Regions from separate parts of the Homo sapiens genome. Here region 2 is linked to region 1. The links are chromatin loops, found by intact Hi-C in ENCODE. Cell type or tissue: PC-9. All regions are shown on one strand. Links, peaks and the distances in the headings refer to the core of each region. The heading gives the core; the rest is flanking DNA.

The links. Peaks named below come from ENCODE experiments on the same cell type or tissue, not always from the same donor. Only the 100,000 strongest peaks of a DNase experiment are listed, where the experiment ranks them.
Region 2: it touches region 1 in a loop (6-fold over the local background); 1 of 110 quality-filtered maps calls a loop at or near these places.

The regions. Positions count from the first base shown.
Region 1 is chr3:189,163,165-189,170,872 of GRCh38, forward strand. It overlaps a transcript of TPRG1 not described here. Among named protein-coding and RNA genes, the nearest start is that of TPRG1, 5.0 kb to the right of the region's middle. RefSeq lists an enhancer at 3,314-4,513. In PC-9, for the core only: no CTCF peak of the experiment used is centred there; a DNase peak (open chromatin) is centred at 4,057; H3K27ac peaks cover 902 bases.
Region 2 is chr3:189,299,594-189,307,301 of GRCh38, forward strand. All of the region lies in intron 4 of TPRG1 (tumor protein p63 regulated 1), which reads left to right. Among named protein-coding and RNA genes, the nearest start is that of TPRG1-AS2, 63 kb to the left of the region's middle. In PC-9, for the core only: no CTCF peak of the experiment used is centred there; DNase peaks (open chromatin) are centred at 4,188, 5,018 and 5,358; H3K4me3 peaks cover 872 bases; H3K27ac peaks cover 2,237 bases.

The sequences.
Region 1 (7,708 bases), core at 2,863-5,362:
TGGGAGGCTGAGGCAGGAGAATCACTTGAACCCAGGAGGTGGAGGGTGCAGCGAGCCAAGATGGCACCATTGCACTGCAGCCTGGGCGACAAGAGAGAAACTCCGTCTCAAAAAACGAAGCAAAACAAAAAAACATGGGGTTCTTACTTTTTTCTCTGACTATTTCTCTCTGAGACATTGATTCATCTTGATAACACCTTGCTTTAGTTGGTATTTTAAATAAAATTTTGATATGTGTTAGCTCAAGTTATCTGTGTTATGATTCAATACAGAACCGTGATCAACTCTGACACGGGCCAGCTAATCTGAAGACATTTAAAAATGTCAAGCTTGTTATAGCCAATTGTTTTGGTTATTGTGATGATTTACCGGTTTTAGGCTTAAAACCCTAACATTCATAGGAGATAAACCTGTTTCTTTAATGAAATGACGACTTTTACGGGGCAACAAGTTTCCTTGAAAAGGAAATACGGGACTGAAGTTAAAATTAAAGATATGACTTTACAGCTCTCTGTGCCTTAGTTTCCCGGAATGTAAAATTAAGGAATTAGGCTTCTATGTGTGCCATTAGGGCTTCTCCACAACTTTACAGGTACCTCCAATATATTCCCGAATAGCAGTGGAGTTGCCGGGGTTGGGCTGGAGTGGGCACCCTTTGGCTCTACCCTCTTGGCTCTGCTTGTCTAGCAGGGCAGTCCCTGAGGCACGCTGGAAACCCCGCCGAGAATCATTCTGAAAACAATTGGATAAGATGATACCTTTAGCTAATAGTCTTTGGTTCTCAAAAAATATGCATTTTTTTTTCAAATAAGGTAAACTTTTTGCATAATAAACAAATAAATAAGACATATATACCTACATGCATTTTACTTGTATTTTACATGAAGTTGGGAACTTTGCTACTTAAATGGAACTCATGGTAAAAGAGAAGATTCTTTTATAATGTGAACAATTGTTTCTTCATGTCTTTGTTTTCTAAATTCTGAGTTTTACTCTTTTTCTTTTTCTTTTTTTTTGAGACAGAGTCTCACTCTGTCACCCAGGCTGGAGTGCAGTGGTGCGATCTCCACTCACTGCAACATCCACCTTACAGGTTCAAGCGATTCTCCTGCCTTAGCCTCCTGAGCAGCTGGGACTACAGGTGCCCACCATCATGCCTGGCTAATTTTTGTATTTTTGTAGAGACGGGGTTTCACCATGTTGGCCTGGGTAGTCTTGAACTCCTGATCTTAGGTGATCCACCCGCCTCGGCCTCCCAAAGTACTGGGATTACAGGCGTGAGCCACCAAGCCTGGCCCCTACTTTTTTTCTTAAATTGGGACAATTTTTGGCTCGAAACACAGTTGTGAAAACCTAGGATACTAGCTTCTTTGTTCATTATCTACTTTTCTAGTCATTGCATTTGTTATTCTTTTTACCTCTTTTGAAAATTGAAATAAGCTAAAAAAAAAAATAAAAGCTTCCCTTTTTTTTAAAAAAAAAAGGTATCTGAAATTTCACAAAGTATGCTGGCATCACAGCATTCCATGAATATTTAATCATCATCATCAAGACAGGAGGTTGGAGAAAAAAATCAGGTTGTGATATTTGGGAACAGCAGGTGTGGGAAGGAGGGTGTTGACATCCTCTGAAAACGGATATGGCATGTTGTGTGGCAGGTTCCCTCCACAGCTCCCATGTCCCCCTGGGGTCCCAAACGTGCTTTAAGAAAACTCTGAGGAGCTGGAGCTTGTCCTCAGCCTTCATGTGGCAGAGTATCCCTGGAAATGGGGATGGGCTTTGCTGAACTCCTTTCCTTCACAAAAACCTCCACGATTTCTCTTTTCTGGGCCTTTGTACAATGTAGCTAGCTCCAGCCCCCATCTCTGTGCATTTTTACCCTTATTACTGTTGTTAAGCAAGAACCTCTTTCATGTGTAGTAAGTCAGCAAGAGTACAGATATCCAGCTATGAGGATTTGGGATGGAGGGTAATGAAACTTTGAGTTTACCTAGGAACGTTTATATCATACAGTGAGGAGCAATGTAAAAATGAAAGAATCGTGGGTCATTCATGTACAGATTACTTGCCTTCTAACCTTACCACACCCTCAACTTTGCCTGCCGCCCAGTGTTCCAGACACACAGGTTTTACTGCTGTTTCCTTACAGCAAGACTGATTCACCCTACAGGTTCTTGCCCCTGAGCTTTTGTACAGTCTATTCTGGGTTGGAGTTTTCTAAATGACTGTCACGATAGATGGAGAAACTGTAACACTCTGGTTCTCAAACTTTTATGTGCATAACAGCCATCTGGCAAGGCTTGTTGACATGGAGATTTCTAGGCCTACCCCCAGAGATTCTAATCCAGTAAATCAAGGGGCCTGGGCATGTGCATTTTTAATATGAGGTTCTCAGGCAGGTGTCCAGGGACCTGCGCATCAAATGCTGTCTTCGGGGTGAGAGGCTCTTTCTGGACACTAAAGGCTGCCCTGGCATGAAGATCCAGGCTGATACTGGAGTCATAAGCCCTGGACTCTGGGCCTGTCTTTGATTCAGGCTGCTCACTGCACTGGGGGTGGGACTATTATTTGTGTGACAGTGGAGTAAGTTTTTCCCCTGTGGACCCCAAAGATGCAGAAAGGGGGAAAGAATCCAAAATTACTGCCAAGAGGTGGAAACTGCTCACCGTGTGATTCAGGTGGCCATTGAGTGTTGCCAATATGGAAAATCTCTTAGGCTACAGGAACAGAGGCAGGGCTGTAACTGGTCAGGGACTAAGACAGACAAAAGGAAGATTCCCTCCCTCTCCCCAGGTGATTTGGGCTCTCTGGAAACCCAGAGAGCAGTCGCAGTTCAAAAGAAATCATCAAATGTCAAGACAGAATCACTGAGTAGAGTCCCCAACAACATAATAAAGATGAAAATTAAACATAAACTTCTTGGCTAAGCATTCCAGACCCTCAATAACATGGCCTTGGCCTTAGAGGCCACCATTTCCCTTTAAACTTCAGACATTCCAAGAGAACAGAGCATTCAGTGTCTTCAAATGGGAATTCAAGGGACTGTGTTGATAGATGAGTGCCATAGGATCTTCCTCTCTGGTTCAACTCCTATGGTCCAAACTCAAGTTTTTGAATTGAACTGTTTTGTTGTTTTCATTACGTTGCCATGCCAACTTAGGTTCTAGAGTGTAATCTTACTTTAAAAATCAATCCTTAAGTGGGGACACTGACATGGAGGTGATAACAGTTTGATACTTAGTAGCATAGAATGACAACCTAGAAGAGACCTCACTTTGAGCACGTCCAAACTGCTTTAATTTGCTGACAAGGAAGCCAAAGGATACCGAGGGAAACTTGCATAAGGGTATACTTGACCGAGCACACCCAGGGAGTTAGTCAACTAGGGAAGTAACTCTCCATGCCTACAGAGAAATGCATAATACCTTTTATCCTAACTAGTATCCCTGATACTTTCCTTGGTGTCTCAGCGTTTCAAAAGCCTATCTTATTTGCATTGTAATTTATCACTAGCTCTTCGTTTGTGTGTTTAAATTTTGTCAAGGTTCTTCTTCCTTCTTTAATTTCTTCCCTGATGAGACATGTAAAATGCCTCAAGCTGTTAGGAGAAGAACTTTAGGTAGGAAGAAAAAAATAATCCAATGGTAATAGTTTCATCTTACTGAGGTTTTTAAAGATCAGGGTCATTTTCAATTTAATTCGACCATATATTGGGTATCCGAGTCTGCCGGTGACTGAACTGGGGGTGGGACTCTTATTTGTGTGACAGAGGAGTAACTTCTTCCCCTGTGGACCCCAAAGATGCAGAAACGGGGAGATAATCCAAAATTAATGCCAAGAAGAGGTGGGAGCTGCTCACAGTGTGAACTGGCCTCAGCCCATTCTCTAATAGAAGCGGTGTTTTTTTCTCTGATGAAGGTGGGCTGTGGTGGTTGCCTGAGTCGGCTGTGAGATTCCATCTAGCTCTTGACATTGAGAGGTGACTGGATGGTTTCCACATCCACTCCAGCGTAACCCACACTTCCTCCTGAGCCCTGTGAACAGGGAGGAGCCCAGGTGCTTAGCAGGAATGGTGAGCCACACCCCAGGTATGAGTCAGACCTCCCATCCAGCAAGATGGGGAAGGGTGATGGGGTGGAGACTGTGGCAAGTTTCACATTCTCCCGCCTTGTCTTTTCTTTGATTTATATTTGTAAGGAAGGGCATTTCAAAGTGAAGCTCTGCCTTATGGGGAGCCCTTCTCCCTGCCATGAATGGCTGGCAAAGTACACCCTTGTTTTCCTTTTCCTGGTTCTTTCTTAGTTCTCTGTTGCTTTGGGGGAGTGCAAGTGTAAGAGTAGGGGCAGGACTGGTTTGTGAGGCCAAGTGCAAAGTGAAAATCCAGCCTCCTTGTTCAAGAACTATTAAGAATTTCAACATGACAACAGCAGAACAAAACCAAGCACAAGGCCCTTCTACCTGCAGGCCTGTGTAACTGCACGAGTTGCATGCCCATGAAGCCATTCTTGGTTGGGGTGGATCAGAAAGTCAGGTGAGGATCTGGAGTGGAGGACCCTCACTGGGTCTCAAACCAAAGCTAAAAACATACAAGAATTCTTCCCCATCTGTAATGAGTGTGAAAAATGGTGCAACATTAGCAGATTGGTATCCAGAGAGTCTCGAAGTATTGCACTTACTTCGAGATTCTGTGGCTGTCAAGAGCAGACCTTATTTTGCAAAGGAGAAAGAGAGGCCAAGATAGAAGAGACGATCCTCTGAAGGTCACATTGCTTGTTAGTGGCAGAATGGGAACTAAATCTTAGGCTTTCTAACTTCCATGCCAGTGCCCTTTTTAGCCCTCAGTGAACCTGTGCGACAATGAAATTGTTCTCTTTCATTGCGGATAAAATTGGAACTTGGAAATAAGAGTGAGATGCAGGGAAGGAAATGAGATCAATGATAAATGAATGGAGAAAACAAAACAGTTTAGGAAGCCAAAGCAGTTTGTCTGAGTCCTATCTGATACACAACATACAGCAAAGCAGACAAATGTGTATGTGGCAAAACAAAACTGGAGGAAGCAGATATTTTCAAATAAAATATGCATATTTCCAACCAGCCTTGAGCTCATCTGATAAGGGACAGATTGTCCGGAGTAAATAGAGAGAGAAAAAAAGATGCTTTGGGCTGAATTTAGTCCCTTGTCAAAAGCAGAAGGGGCTTTTTGTTTCTCCTTCTCTGAAATGTCACCTCTCTAGCTGTGAGGCCTTGTAGGGCTGTGAAGGAAAACAGAGTAGTTTGTATATTCATTCGTTTACTCATCCACCCATCCGTCAAAGTAGGTATCTTTTGAGTACCTACTATTGGCATTGTACTGTGCTAGATTCTAAAAAGAATGTCTTGTTTAAGACATGGTCCTTATCTTTAAAGAGGGTAGACAGATGCATATTGGGGAAGAAAACTAACTATAAGAGGGCGGTACTAGTGACGTGTGTGGTGTACTATTGGAACGCAAGAGAAGGGGAAATTCATATTGCTTAGTACCTGTTCACTTCAAAAGCTGCTGCCAGTATCTGTTCATTGTCATTGAACTCCTCTTTCCCAAAAGACTCCTGGGACAAGGGGTGTATCTGGGGAGTTGGGATATGGGATTCTTGTAGACAGTACCTATTTACCCCCAGTGATGCATGTTTATTTACCAATTTTTATCTGCATGATCCACTATGAGGGAGACCTGGACATGAGGTGATTCTGGTTCATACCTGACCAGGATCCATGCCACCTGTACTTCCTCCTGCCCATCTGCTGCCCCAGGCAGTGTGTAAGAGAACAGCCCTGCTGAGTCCAGGGAGGAGACTAGCTTGTGTGATCATCAGGATGTCACTCCATCCCCATTTGAAAAATGGCAGAAGAGGGGTTCTAACATACCAGTGTTTCCTAACCTAAATAAGTAACAACATACGTTATTTCTCATAGACACTAGAGCTGAATGAGAAGAGGAAGAACAATAATTTGTAAAAGCTATTATTATTATTATTTGAGATGGAGTCTCACTCTGGTGCCCAGGCTGGAGTGCAGTGGAGCGATCTTGGCTCACTGCAACCTCCGCCTCCTGGGCTTAAGCGATTCTCCTGCCTCAGCCTCCCATGTAGCTGGGATTACAGGGGCCCGCCACTGCGCCCGGCTAATTTTTGTATTTTTAGTAGAGACAGGGTTTCACCATGTTGGCCACGCTGGTCTTGAACTCCTGACCTCAGATGATCCGCTCACCTCGGCCTCCCAAAGTGCTGGGATTACAGGCATGAGCCACCAGGCCCGGCCTGTAAAGGTTATTATAGAAGAGAGAGAAGAGACAGGACACAGAGAGAAATGATCTCTGAAGGCCAATCTGGTAAAAATTATTCTGTGCTTCCCTGCTCCTTGGCTGTTGAGCATGTCCTCTACTGGGAGATCTGTACATAGCCTTTGCTATGCCTGGAAATACAGACATGAAGTGAATTCTTATATATAGCCATATGTTCTGTCATAGTATTGCTTCACATTCATACCAATACTTTGAATTTTACAAAGCTCTTATCACCTCCAGGAGCTCATTTTCTCCCTCAACAGCCCAGGGAGGTTGGTGGGATCTGTACTGTAACTCCCATTGCACGGAAGAGGCAATCAAGGCTTGGGGAAAACTAAGCTACTTGCCTCTGATCCCAGTGAGCAGCTGAGCAGGGACCAGAGCTGAGGTTTTCCGTGTGGCATTACTCCTACTGCTTGTGCCCCTCCTGGATGTATTATGTTACTGCAGGCTGCAGTATGGCGGAGCTCAGCATGAGCTGGGAGGAGTGTTCAGTGGCCGCTGGAAACCTAACGATAATTAGATGGATGCCGTGTGAACAATTGATGTCTTTTCACAGAGTTTCTTGCCCTTTAAAATAGCATACTTCAAACAGCAGTGCATTGCTTAGTCCTTCTCTTAAGAGACCAGGCTGGGATCCAGCATGTCTCCACTCCTCCTGCCTTTTGTGCCCCCACCCTGAGCTGTCATAAAGACATTTGGAGCTGAGTGGGAACGGTATTTGCCTCGCAATTATTTCTAATTGCCCTGTAGTTTTGTGGCGTCTAAGTGGTGTGACCTAGATACCGGTTCTGTAAAACTCTCTTTTCAGCCTGGGGTCTGTATTAGGGAGGGGGCATAAATCAGTTTGATCAGGTAACTGTGGCTGAGTCCATCTCACCAATAACATTTATACCCAACTCTACCATCTGTGCTTGTTGAAATCCTGGCTCTTCTTAACAGCCCGGATCTAATGCCGCCTCCACCGCTGTGCAGCCTTCCTGGAGTTGCTCCCTCCTCTGGATTACCATAGTACTTGTTAGGATCCTGTCTGTGGTGCTCATCATCTTCTATATCGTGCAATGCTAATTCACTTACAAATTTTATCTTCTTGAGCTCCTTATGCCAGAGAATGTGTTTGGTTCCTTTTCATATCCTTGTCTATGTGGATAACTGAGAAAGCTCAAGGTAGTTGCTCAGTTAACTACTGTTGAGTTAGTATACATGACGTCCTCGACACGGTGGAAGCAGGTAAAAGGACTGTTTATTCATTGTGACCTCTCCTGAGTGGCGAGTTGCCAGTTTGCACTTCATTTCCTGTGGAATCGCTTCATGACCTCAGTATTCCTGGAACTTTAAACAACATTTTTTGAAGGGTGAATATTAGTTATTTTTCTTTTAAAA
Region 2 (7,708 bases), core at 3,473-5,972, 140 kb after region 1:
AATGGGCATTTTTGTTTTATTTTGAGTTGTGTATTTTTTTTTTTTTTTTTACAGTAAAGATCATGGGTCTACTCATGTCCAACCGATTTGACCATGAACTGCAAAATGGATATCATGGGGGCCATGAACATGATTTAGACATCGACCCTATTCTTGATCAGCTCACAGTTCATTTGATGATGTAACATTAGTATATAGAATAATTTCATATTGATGAAGTTATCACAAATGTTTTAAGACAGGCTCAGGAAGTGGAATGGTTTGGTTGGAGCTGTGAGGGGTTGTGGTTTTGGATATTGGAAATGCATGCTAGAATTCTACTCAAAAGGTTGTGTATCTGGCTGAGAAAGTGTTTCTGAATTTGGTAGGCAACTGGAAGCCACTTTAGTTTTCTGAGCTGGTTGGAGTGACACTATGGAGCAAGGTAGAGAGCAGATTAATTTAGGTGAAGAGAGACCACACATAAAAAAGTGAACTCTATAATGATTATCTTCGTGTATGCTTACTGGGAAAGCAAACAATTGGTTGGCATAAATGCTTCTTTTCTTCATTGTCCTGTATAGCCATAGGATACCATGGGATTATCAGGGGATATGGAATCAAGAGACCTAAAATCTAGTGCCTGATCTAGCACCTACTACTTAATGTCTTTAGACCTAACTTTCCTCATCTGTAAAATAGAGATTATAAAACTATCTTGTGAGCTCATGGTAAGAACTAGACATAATGTATGTAGATGTCTTAGCGCATTGCCTGGAACAATTTAGGCCTCGCTCTTAAGACAGATGACACATCTTAAATATGCAGGTTATCATTTCCATGTAAAAATAATACATGCTCATTACAGAAAGTAAGAATTTTCAAAAGAAGAAAAAGAGTTGTGTCAATAGTGTTAAAGTTCTATTGTGTCTTTTTCAATCCTGTTATATGCTTCCCACTCAGGTTTAGTGCCAGGGTAATGAACTGGAAAGAAAGCAGGCTTAATGTTATCCTTCTTAAGATTTTACTCTTCCTCTTGCCAGATTTGCTTTGCTGTTTGTAGGAAGAAGAACCAGAGCTAGACCAGATAAGCTCCAGATCCCTGCATCTGGCTTTTCACTTCCATCACTGAAGACATATTCCTGGTCCAGACCTAGAATCTGAGCACTGTTGGGAGTAGGCAACTTCTGCCAGCAATGCCAATAAATGTCCCCTTTGTTAACCAGCCCTCAGATATCCTCAATATTCCTACTTTACTAGTAGAGCTCATGGCTCTTGACCGGAAATCCAGGTCAGAGTTCTATCTCTGGGTCAGAAATATCTGGTTGTAAATCCTGGCTCTCACTAGTTCTGTGCCTTTAGAATTTTCATAATTCCTTTCTAATTTTCAGGTATCAACAATTTATGAAGAACAATGAGATAATGGATGATAAAATGTTTGTGTGCTGGGCACGGTGGCTCATGCCTGTAATCCCAGCACTTTGGGAGGCTGAGGCAGGCGGATCATGAGGTTGGGAGATCGAGACTATCCTGGCTAACACAGTGAAACCCTGTCTCTACTAAAAATACAAAAAAAATTAGCCAGACGTGGTGTCACACGCCTGTAGTCCCAGCTACTCAAGAGGCTGAGGCAGGAGAATCACTTGAACCTGGGAGGGAGAGGTTGCAGTGAGCCAAGATCCTGCCACTGCACTCCAGCCTGGGTGACAGAGTGAGACTCCATCTCAAAAAAAAAAAAAAAAAAAAAAAAAAAAGTTTGTGTTCTGTAAGACACTTTCCAGCTAGCAAATATTGAATGCCTAGTAGGCACTGTTAGAGGCTTCACATTTTAAATTACATTTAACACTTTATAGTATGTTTTTGAGAAAAATACAACTAATTCCACTTAACAGAAAATTAAGGTGCAGCAAGATTGGTAAACCTGCTACTCAGTGAAGTGGCAACCATCATTGAATCTGTTGAAGATAAAGGTTATATTTCATATAATGTTTTCCTCCATTTTTTTTCTTCTTCTGCCATTATCACCATTACCACCCAATCTTTGATTTTATCCTCTTTTGTGTTTGCCTCTAGTCTTCTTAATGACACCCAGCAGGAGGCTGACAGATAGCAAGGCCCAGCCCCACTCTTGGCCTGGAGACCAAGGAGGGCATCCAGCTTAGCCACGGGTTCCATTCACCTCTGAACACACTATGCCTCTTCGTTCTCTAGTTTTGCATCTGGCAATTAGAGACAAATTTTTTCAGTTAATTAAACCACACCCTACTGACTCCTCAGTGACTCCTCACTAGCTTCCATGTTAGGATTAGACTGCTCTGGACCATGCACTTTTCTGTTTAATCACAGCACCCTCCCCTGCAACCTCTACCAATTTCTGTAGATTTCTTCTGGACTGTCTGACTTCACCCTGCTTGCTCACATGTAGCTCAACTGGACATAAATACAGTCACCACAAATATACAAATTATGGCACATAGCACACATACAATTTTTCTTATGTGGATCTTTGTTCTTATGATTTCCTGTCTTCAAAGTACTTAATGCTATTTTCTCATCAAAAGCCTTATATCCATCAAACCCCAGCTAAAAGGCCCCATAGTTATAAAATCATTAGGCTGCTCTGAGTTTATGGAAGGCTTGTTTTATATCTTTCGAGGTCCTTGCATGCACTTGGTACAAAGTCAAAGATCAGTAAAGACGTATTGAATGAATGAAGCCTTTTTTGATACCTTTAACTATGAGAGATTGTTCCTTCTTCTGAATCCTCATCACAATTGTATCCGGAGCAATTTCCCTGGACTTCATGGAGGATTTCTATGAAGGATTTACTTAAAATGTTCCCACTTAAATTAATTATTCATTATTGAGGGAGTTATACCCTAAAAGGTTTGAAGGATGGATCAGGGTGTGAGGCTCCGTGTACAGAATATGACAATGCCAGTGTCTGCCGAAGTATGACTCTAGCAATGACAACATTTCATGTCATCCTCATCAGTGGAAAGAAAGTTATCACTTTTAATCCTAGGATGACATTTGTTTCTTTCTGACAGACATGGACTCCAAATAGGCCATTTAGATGCTCACAACTTAAAGTAGCATCCAGTTTCTTCTCCTTTGTTCGAAAGTTATTTATTGTCAACTTCATTGGATTAGCTTTCCATTTAAATGGCATCTGAGAAAACACAGCTTTTTCTAATAACTTGTTGCATTTTCCTTAGAATAAATGGCCTGAGAAAGAGGGTATTTTTATCATTTGCCCATCACCCCAATAACAGTATGTTCCTAGTTTCCCTGTCAATAGAAGTTTCGAAAAAACAAATTAGAAAAAGAGCAGCTAAAGTCAGGAATGTTGATAGCAGCAAGAAATGGCAGCCTGATGGTGATGGAGGAGACAGCTGACATAAGAACCAATAAACTTAGCAGTCAAGAATCTTTTAGAGCTTTAGGCAAATAGTCTGACTCTTCATATACAACAGCTGGCTTTCATAAAGGGAAGCAGTATAGGAAAGTATTATAAGGGTTTTGAGTATTAATTTGGGTAACATTTAGATTTCAGTCTATATTTGGTGAATTTAAGGAGCCAAGGACACAGGACATAAATGATGAATAATAACTCCCTTCTAGGTCTTAAAATCTGGGTGTTTTTTTGGATAACTTTATTAAGTAATTAAAAATAGCTATTTTTAATATAAGAAAATAAGTATGTAAGTTTGAGAATGACTTTCATCCAAATTAATTCACTGAGGAAAAATACTTCTCTGTGTTATTTAAGTGAAACCCAAAGGTTGGTAATCCTCTGCTCTGATGGGTCAAACACGTTAGGTTTGTGTAGAGTTAGAGTGTCCTCTAGACACTATCCAATCCAGTGCCTTCTTTATTTTATAAGGAGGGAATTGGCACATCAAGAAAAGTGCCCAGTCTAAACCACAAAGAAAGTGACTATAAATGCAAGGATTTGAACCACATTTTTTTTTGACTACCAGTCCAGGGAGCTTACTACCATAACATGTAACACTCTAAAAATGGAATAATATGACATTCAAATTGACAGGCATCCTAACTTGGTCTGTAAACTCATTCATTCACCTTCATTAAACAAAAATTCATTAAGTGGTTTCTATGTACCTGGCACTGTAAGCAGCCATGTTTATTTCAGCATAAATATTTACTGCACAAACACACATATATTCCAACATTGTGAGTCATGAAATCTTAGGTTGGACCTTTGGTTTGGAAACTTTGTCTTCCTCTCTTCAGCCATGAACATGACCACCTCTAGGACAAGCACATTTAAAGTTTCCCAAGCAGATAAACATCTCTTTTAAGGACTTTCAGTTTGGGAGATTCCGTGACCATTTTTGGTAACCCTTTTTATAATTATTCACTCTCACTTGATCTAAATTCTGCTCTTGATTTAACCTCAAGTCTTTTCTTCTGCAGGTTAAGATCACTTTTTTTCACCTTTTAGGAGAGGAATGTTCAGGTCTTAGTATCCTTCTGAGAATTTCTCATATTCATTAAGTTATCCCTTGGGTTAACTCTTGTTTTTTTTTTTTTTTGTCTAACCAGCATAACACAAATTATTCTGGTCTTTCAGCATAGATCTTAATTTATTGGGGGTAGAAAAGGATCTTACAAATGATCTAGTTTTAACTACCTGATATTACAGATGGATCCCCGGAGCCCGGAGAAGTAAAAGGTTCAAGTTACCCAGTTGAATAGTGGCAGATCCATCTTTTGAACCCAGGCCTTCTAATTCTCACTCAAGGTTTTTACAATGACACCACAATGCCCCTGAATCTTTTTTTGATGAACATTGCCGATCTGCTTTATTTATTACTTACCTCTGCCTCAAGTAATATAACCCATACAATTTCTTGGTTACCCTTGCCAGTAAGTGGTTAATCTCACTGAGCTAAAGGCCCTGGAAACTTCTGGGAGGGAGCCAGGTGAGCAAAGAGAGCAGATAAAGGCAGCACCTGCCGATGGGTTTGGAACAGCCTGGGGACATGGAGAGAATGTAAACACATTCTGCAAATCTTATTGTCTGACTCTGTGCCAGCGTCTTTTGGGTTCTTGTCATGGAAAATATTTCCTCTGAGGTCATTCAATGAGCAAAGGAGCATTGAATACCCTCCAGGGTGCCAACTCTGTCCCTGCTTTTGTCCAGATTAAATAAGCAAGAGACTAACATTTCATGGGCCTAGAAGTCTGCCTTTCAACAATACTTGCTCTAAGGTAGGGGGAAAGGAGACATTAAGAAAATAGATCATGTTGTTCTGAGTTGCTCTCTCCCCATCGCCCGCCCGCCTCCTCCCACTCACAGCCTCCCTCTGTTTGCTCACCCATACTTACAAGCACACGCCCTGCGTTTAGAGCAAGAGTTAATGTCTGTGCTTCCTCATAAATCTCGGTTTGGTGCCTCGAGCTATGTTTTTAATTCTGTGGTGGAGCTTTGAGATTTGAGATGAGTAGAAAGGAGGGGCAGCTGATGGAGGTAATAATGAAAGCTGCCATCTTTCCTTCTAGGGAGCTAGGTGTCCTCATTCAGTTTTGCTAACAGGTAGGTTAGTGCCTTAACAGAGACTCTTTGGAGGCCAGGGTAGAAGGAGAGTGAGAAGTCCAGGGAGAGGAAGCCAGCTATGTTGCCCTATGCAAGAGGACCTGTGGCTTCTCTCTGAAGAAAGAAGAATGCACGGAATGAGTATATTAACTCAGACTGAGGACTGACTGGCATATTTTCTAGCTCAGCTAAAAACAACTTGGAGGAGAGGAGTCTTTCCTGTCAAAAATAATTTATTCTCTTACAAAGTTGGTTATCAAAGAATGTGTTTCCTTCTTCCAACCTGTAGCTGCTTTTTGTGTTGTTAAGCCATATTTGTTTTTCATGACTGTGTGCTTTGCCACTAGTATGAGCAGTTTCTACTGTATAAAACTCACCCCTTCAGCATGTCTTTGCTTTTTTTGTGTGTAGAAAGCAAAACTTCTATTGGTCTGCTATGATGATTTAAAGTAGTAATTGCTCTGGTCTTCTATCCTGCCAACAACGGTGTTTGAGTAGAACTCTGAATCTGAGTCACTGAGTGAAACATGTAATTAACATGACTAAAGTAAGAACTGTGATCTTTGAAAACTCTAGTCTCAGTTACATATCTATAAAATCAAAGAATTGGAAACTGACCTCTCCAAAAGGCCTTCCAACTCAGATAGTTTAGGATCCTAAACATCCATGACTATTACAAACCTTCTTCCACCAAGTCCTTATGGGACCCTTCCCCTGCCTCTGCCTCTTTCTGGGAGGCTTTGGAACTTACTAGAAGTAAAGAGTACATTGTCCTTCTTACTTCCACTACTGTGGGAATGGAGGCCAGATCCAGCTGTTTTCCTTGAGGATAGAAAGTGGGAATAATTGAAATAAGTGATCCTCTATTTCTGAAATGAGACTTGCAAGTTTCTATTTGTGCTTTTTGAGGTCTGGGAACAAATTGATAGTAAAATCGGCTCATAGATTGTCAGATCATGGGCTTACAGAGTTCAGGCACTGAGTCTTATTCCTTTCTCTATACCCTGCATAGAGAATGTGCTAAGAAAATGGTGGAATTGAAAATGGAGAACTTTGGAATGTTTTAGAGGATCAGCTCTGAGGTGATTTAAAAGATTACTTTTAACCCATCAGAAAATATAATTAAGAAGTTAGGCTTATTCAGACTGAAGAAAAGAGAATTGAAGAGCTTATTTAAGCTATCTGAATGGAAGTTTTTCTGATGGATTTAGATTCAAGTAGAAATCTTACATATGAAAACATTGATGGAAAGCAGAAGCTGACACATAAGAAGCATCCTTGGACCCGGATACAGGTGGAAGAAGAGGTATCAATAGGTGAAGACAAGCATAAAACATCCCAATACTTCCTCTGTGCTAGAGATTTGCTTCTCTGGTTTTGTTTATGTCCAGTGATTCTGGTGTTTTTCCTTTCCCTGCCCCTTTTTTAAAATTACATTTCACTAGTGGTTCTTGACTTGATGATCTGATTAAGTCTGGTGATATTCTTTAACTTATTTCCTGTAACTACATCTATGTCTTCAAAAGTAGCTCAAAATTACTATATGGGTTAAATAAAATAAAAAATATAAGATCTCTAACAGTACAGAGTGGGTAGTATGGTTCATAGTAGACACTCAATATATGCTGGTGGGACAGTGCCTTACAGAAACAAAACTTTTTATCATCCGTTATCCTCCTGTTTTTCACAAAATTATTGTGACCTACAGATCAGAAAGGTGGTGTGAAATGCCCAAAGACACAAGCTAGTGAAAGTCATGATTTATACCGAGTATAATTTCAGAAAGAAAACTTCCAAATATTTATTTGCTTGATAATTTGATGTTGGCAACCTTTACTTAGGACTTTAATTAACCCATCATAGCAGCTCAGTGAGAAAGACCCAGTCTTCTTCTTCTTTTTGTTTGAGACAGAGTCTCGCTCTGTTGCCCAGGCTGAAGTGCAGTGGCATGATCTTGGCTCACTGCTACCACTGCCTCCTGGGTTCAAGTGATTCTCCTGCCTTGGCCTCCCAAGTAGTTGGGATTACAGGCTCCCACCACCACACCCGGCTAATTTTTGTATTTTTAGTAGAGATGGGAGTCTCACCAAGTTGACCAGGCTGGTCTCAAACTCCTGACCTCAGGTGATCCACCCACCTCAGCCTTCCAAAGTGCTGGGATTACAG